Linked DNA regions of Mus musculus: region 2 is linked to region 1. The links are chromatin loops, found by intact Hi-C in ENCODE. Cell type or tissue: left cerebral cortex. All regions are shown on one strand. Each heading gives the region's core, and the rest is flanking DNA. Links, peaks and the distances in the headings are about the cores only. Region 1 overlaps Rras2 (related RAS viral (r-ras) oncogene 2). Region 2 has its middle 19 kb from the start of Rras2.

Region 1 (2,919 bases), core at 126-2,625:
CACACGCACATTCATACACATATATAAAAAACAGATAAACTTTGACCCAACAAGTTTACTTCAAGAAATCTATATTAGGAATGCATGTTTATCTGTGAAAAACCAACACATTCAAGGTCTTCATTCATTATTGAATTATCTTTCGGTTCTTTCAGTATCAATATAGCCCTTACTCAGGGCTGGGTAGGTATGTGAAGGGTGGAGGTTTGCCTAGCACTCAGAAGGCCCTGCATGTAGCATCCATATCACAAAGCAAAACAAGTCAGAATAACTCTGTGTACTAATCATCGTAATCCTCATCATAGGTGCTCACTTTATATATTTGCTCTATGTGCATTAAATGTTTCTAGAAATATATAAAGTAAGTAATCAACTTCTACTACACAAGGAAAGAACTGAGTTTCTAGAGATATGAGTAGGAGGAAATACTTCAAGTTTTTGAAATTTGTTTCTCTTTTGAAAAGAGAAACAAGGGTTTTGAAAGACCCAGATACATTAAACTCAACAAAAGCTAGATCCAGTCCCTCTCTTTGCTTTTAGCTGTAAGAGAAGAATTTGTTCTTTCTGATCAAGGTTTTGCCTACCTCTATGGTACTGTGATGTATTTAGCTAATACAATGTGTCAAAAATAATGTTAGGTTTTAAGAAAAGTTTTGCTACAAGTTGAATCTCTGCTATGTCTTAGCTGTAGGGTTTACAGTCAACCCCAGATCCCTATAGATACACCAAGGTTAATTGCTTGCAAAGTTAAAATGATAATTACTCGCCAAAGTTTGTAATAAAGACTGAAATGCAACATGGGAAAATTCTCTAGCCTTGCAATACCATGCACCCCTCTCTAGGTTTTGCACAGTAAATACTGGAAGGAGTACAGCCTCCACTGGGTCATCAGACCAGGTCATCTCACTCAAAAGCTACATGGCCAGGAGAATGTTTCTTTCTTTTTTTTTTTTTTCCTTCCATTTTTTTATTAGGTATTTTCTTCATTTACATTTCCAATGTTATCCCAAAAATCCCCCCTCCCCTCCCCTCCCCCTCCCGTCCCCTCCCTCAGAGAATGTTTCTTCATCTTTTGAAACTTAATTTCCTTACCATTAAAATGCATATAGCCATTCATATTTGAAAAGTCCATATTGTAACATACTTGCTATATTGGCTTGGCTCAAAATATAAATTCAAAACTTGGCTCTTGTCCCTTCCACACATAGAAAGGAAGGAAGGCTGCTTTATCTGCAGGTAGATGGCCAACTCACACAGAGCTGTAACCTTTGCCACCTATCCAATGTCCTAAATCCCAATTTCTTTTCCTAACTCTTCTAGAACAGAGAAAAGTCTGTAGATATAAAACCAGGAGCTCATGTAAACAAAAAACAAAAACAAAAACAAAACAAAAAACAAAAAAAAACTCTACTGTTCTTCCAGAGGTCCTGAGTTCAATTCCCAGAAACCACATAGTGACTCACAACTATCTGTAATGGGATCTGATGCCCTCTTCTGGTGTGTCTGAAGATAGCAACAGTGTACTCACATAAAATTAATTTAAAACAAAACAAAACTTTATGTGAATCTGTCAGAGTCACCAGCTCTTACCAATAAGGAAGCTATACCTGCCAAACACACTGTACTTGAGCTGGGGTTCAAAGCCTGGCTTCTCACCCCGCTTACAAGTTCTCAGAAGGACCTCCATCAACAAATAAACATTGATAAATAAATCAATAGGGATGTGGACTCTGAAGAAAAAAAGGAGACTGTCAGTGTCATGTGGACAGGAGAACAGAACACAATGACCAAAGAAGACTTCACTGATCATGACACAGATGAGAGAAGCGGAGATGGCGAGAAGGCGAGAGCCATGCAGCTTCTAAAGAGAAGATCCAGGGGGAACTAACAGTGAAACCCTGTGGGGCTGGAGGAGCAACAGGAAGTGGCCACATAGAAAGCAAGACTAGCCCCTGAGGTCACTAGGAGGCAGGCTCCTCCTGTGGGCCACAGTGAGGACTCTGGAATGTATTCAAAGAGTGAAACCACTGGCATTTGAAGCTGGCACCTACCTGAGAAACTTTTGATAAATCATGAAGAGCAATGGTTTGCCCTGGGATGGTGGCTGTACCAGCGACAAGAAGTAGCCAGATCTGTGTGTGGAGAGGCCAGTAGGTGACAAATCGGATGTTGACTCAGGGTCTGTCAGAGGGACTTGATGGTACGAGGACTTCACCGCTAACTGGAAGAATGGCACTCTCATCTATGGAGCCTCCCCAGGCAGCAGGAGGGAGAAGACTGAGAACTAAGAGGGACCCATGCTCTGTTGTCACACTTCCTGCATGTCTGTTTCGCGGCATAATGGAGGGAAGCATAACACTGGAAGCAAGGTCCTAGGATCAGACGATCAGACAGAGGGAAGTAGGGGTGGTGTCCAGGACTGGAGGGTGGGGAAAATGCCCATGGGGGCGGGGTGATGAAAATTGAAAAATTGTTGGAAAAGAACAAAGAAAATGGTAGCCAGGAGATGGAAATGGCTCAGCTGGTAAAGGTGCCAGCCGCCAAACCTGAGGAGCCATGATTGACTCTCTAAACCCATGTGGTGGAAGGAGAGACCCATCAGCTTAGACGATAGCGAGCTGTCTCTAACCGCCACAAGTATGTTATGGCCTATGTGTGTACTTGCACACACAGCTAAGTAATCACATGTAATAAAAAGTTTTTAAGGAAAAAAGTCAGGCAGTCAGAAGGAGAAAGTAGTTTACAAAGTTGGCAAAGATAAACAGGTGTCAGTGGTAGACATGGCATTGAGAACAGCAACAACAAAGAGTGCTTCCGTGTCCTCCAGCGTGGACCAGGCTCTGCTCTATCTTAAACACACAGACAAGGCAACTGGAAGAAAGAGATTACCAAAATGGCTGTGTAACCTGCTTATATAGC
Region 2 (2,919 bases), core at 155-2,654, 58 kb after region 1:
TGAAGACAAACAAAAACACCCTGTCTCATTTAATCGCTTTTAATTTTTGAGGAAAACTTCCCATATTCTTTTACCTTCAGTCTGTTTTGTTTGTTTGGATCTTGCTATATAGCTCAGGATAGCCTCAAACATGCCATCCTCCTGCCTCTACCTCTCAATTACTGGAATTACAGGTGTATGTTATTCTACTTAGTTTAAACTTATTTCCAAGTCTACAAATGTTCCTATTCCAGACATTTCATGTAAGTAGAATCATACAATATTCATCTTTTGATGTCTCCTTTATCTTGTTTAATAGAATGTCTTCTTAAAATTAGAGCCAGTTATAGTACATTGTAGGATACAATTGTAGTATAATATTGATATATTAATACTGTGTTCTCCTTTGTTTTGCTATTTTTGTTTGTTTATTTATGGGTGTGTTTGCCTCTGTATATGTGTGTATTTGCCTCTGAGTGTGTGTGTATGTGTGTTTATGTGCACACATATGTGATATATATTATAGAGTTCATGTTGTGCTCTGCCCCATGTTACTCACTAGTGTGTGGACCGGTGGCTTCAGGCTGTGCCTTGCCTTGGTGACTCCACCTTAGAAAGCAGCCTTTAGTCCTAGATGACTCTGCATCCTATTTGTGCACACAGACACTACCACCTGCCCAGCGTGAACCACGAGGCACAGACTGATACACAACTTACTCACGCAAGGGAACCACTTGCAGAATCACTGAGGTAGACTTGAGTACACATGGATAAATGGACATATTAAAGTCATATCAGAAAGTCAGGCCCTTGAATTGAACCCGCCACACCAAACAAAGGATTCAACAACCGTACTTGGATCCCATAAACAGAGGGAAATACTGTGATGGCGATGGCGTGGAGCCGGGCCCACCAGTCCGTCATTTTATCTCATAACAGGTGCAAAACTCCAAGCTGTAGGGCTTCAGCCCAGTGCAGTCCCCACTTCTTGGCCTGTTCCCATTGTCATAGACCTCTGTCAGGAACTGCTCTGCCCTTTACAATGACTTGCCTTGTACGAGCTTCCAAAGCTAGGGGTTCTGTGCACCCCTAGCAGTCCTGAAATGGGGTTCATTAATACCTAACCACTGCTCGATCTCTGCCTCTGTCTTCAGTAGGACCTCTCATACTCTGTGGTCTCTTTCATCCTTTTGCAACCATTCTGTTTTACACACACACACACACACACACACACACACACACACACACACACTATAATGTATGATCTATACATAGCTAAGATTGGAATAAAAGAGCCAGTAACTGCTAACAGGCAGCTCTCCAGAGAAATCCAGATTACTTGGTAACAATGTGGCTTATAAATGTACCGTTACCCAATACATTCTGGCATTGTGAGGAGACCCAGATGTGTGCATATATTTTTCTGCAGGCTCACAATACTTGTGCTTCTAAACAACTATTAATGATGCAGCCAAAGCGGGAGCCAAATTGTCTATCTATCAACTGGCCGTTGAAAACCCTCGAGTGGTATTCTAGACAGGAGAATTAGCCATTCTAGGAAAAGTGAGGGTGAAGTTCAATATACAAGAAATATATATTGTTTTTTTTGAAGACAGAGTTTTTCTGGTAGTTCGGACTGTCCTGGAACTCACTATGTAGACCAGTCTGGCCTCAAACTCAAGAGATTCTCCTGCTTTTACCTCCCAAGTGATGGGATTAATAGCATACACCACTACGTCCAGTTTTCTGGGGGTAGGGGAAGGATATTGAAAAATACTCTACCTAATTTATTATTATTGTATAAATGTGTATATGGTGGAAGGTGCACCCCTGCCACAGTACTCAGGAGGAGGTCAGAGGGCAACTCCGTAGCCTCTGTCTCTGTTCTTCCACCTTTACATGCGCCTGAGGGATTGGACTCAGGTCTTCAGACTTGCACGGCAAGTGTTCAGCTGGCTGAGCTGTCTTGCTGGCCCAGAATATAACTTAGATCCTCCATCCCGGAGGCTGAAATGTGTTGATACCTTTGTCTTTTTGTCACAGATTTCTTTAGAGAGGTGTGTCTGCAGTCCTAGGGGACTGAGCCCTGAAAACTGAGCTGGCTATAACACCTAGCTTAGGTTTTATACTGTCAGCCGCACCTTTCACACATCTCACAAGGCGGCTGCTTCAAAGATGTGCAAACTCAAAAAAGAGCAACTAGTCAGATCAAGGAGGGGAAGTCCTTCCTTCCTTCCTTCCTTCCTTCCTTCCTTCCTTCCTTCTTTCCTTCCTTCCTTCCTTCCTTCCAATGACAAGCTGACACCTCTAGCTTCCAGGGCCTAGGGCAGACCCTCGGGAGCTGTTGAATTTAGGTTGGCTGGCGAGAACTGGAAACACAGTAAGGTAGGCGGTTCCTGGGATGCTTTTCTAGTGCATTGGCTTCTGTCCCCACAGAATGACACTGTTTCAGGACAGAACTGAAAGGAAATGCTCTGTGATAGAAATCTGGCCCTCCTGTACCCCCAGAGGCCCTGAGATGGGCTGTCAGCCTCCTGCAGGTGCCACAGCAATGGAGAACAAACAAGGTTTGCTCCCAATAGCTCTCAGTATCACTGGAGAGAGAGTAGAGCTATGGAGTGCTAGAATGTGCTGGGACACAGGACTTGCCACCCCAAAAGATGACTGCAGGAGACCAGAATATGCTATCCCCAAATATAGTGCACCATCGGCATATTTTAAGCTGGTTATTCTGAGAAACTGCGGGCTTGGGAGAAGCTTTCAAGTCTGTTTTGTGTAAAAAAAAAAAAAAAAAAAAAAAAAATTGCATCTAGAAAGAAAATCTTGAGGGAAGGATCTGAATTAAGAAGAAAGCTCCAGGGGCTGGAGAGATGGCTGAGCCTTCAAGAATACTTAGTGCTCTTGCAGAAGACCAGGGTTCAGCTCCTAGCACCTGCACGG

Evidence for each region. Peaks named below come from ENCODE experiments on the same cell type or tissue, not always from the same donor. Only the 100,000 strongest peaks of a DNase experiment are listed, where the experiment ranks them.
Region 2: it touches region 1 in a loop (2.3-fold over the local background); 3 of 42 quality-filtered maps call a loop at or near these places.

The regions. Positions count from the first base shown.
Region 1 is chr7:114,077,609-114,080,527 of GRCm38, forward strand. All of the region lies in intron 1 of Rras2 (related RAS viral (r-ras) oncogene 2), which reads right to left. Among named protein-coding and RNA genes, the nearest start is that of Rras2, 39 kb to the right of the region's middle. In left cerebral cortex, for the core only: a CTCF peak has its summit at 1,489 (motif pointing left); no DNase peak of the experiment used is centred there.
Region 2 is chr7:114,135,821-114,138,739 of GRCm38, forward strand. No RefSeq gene overlaps it. Among named protein-coding and RNA genes, the nearest start is that of Rras2, 19 kb to the left of the region's middle. In left cerebral cortex, for the core only: no CTCF peak of the experiment used is centred there; DNase peaks (open chromatin) are centred at 1,379, 2,001, 2,084, 2,417 and 1 more place; H3K27ac peaks cover 1,109 bases.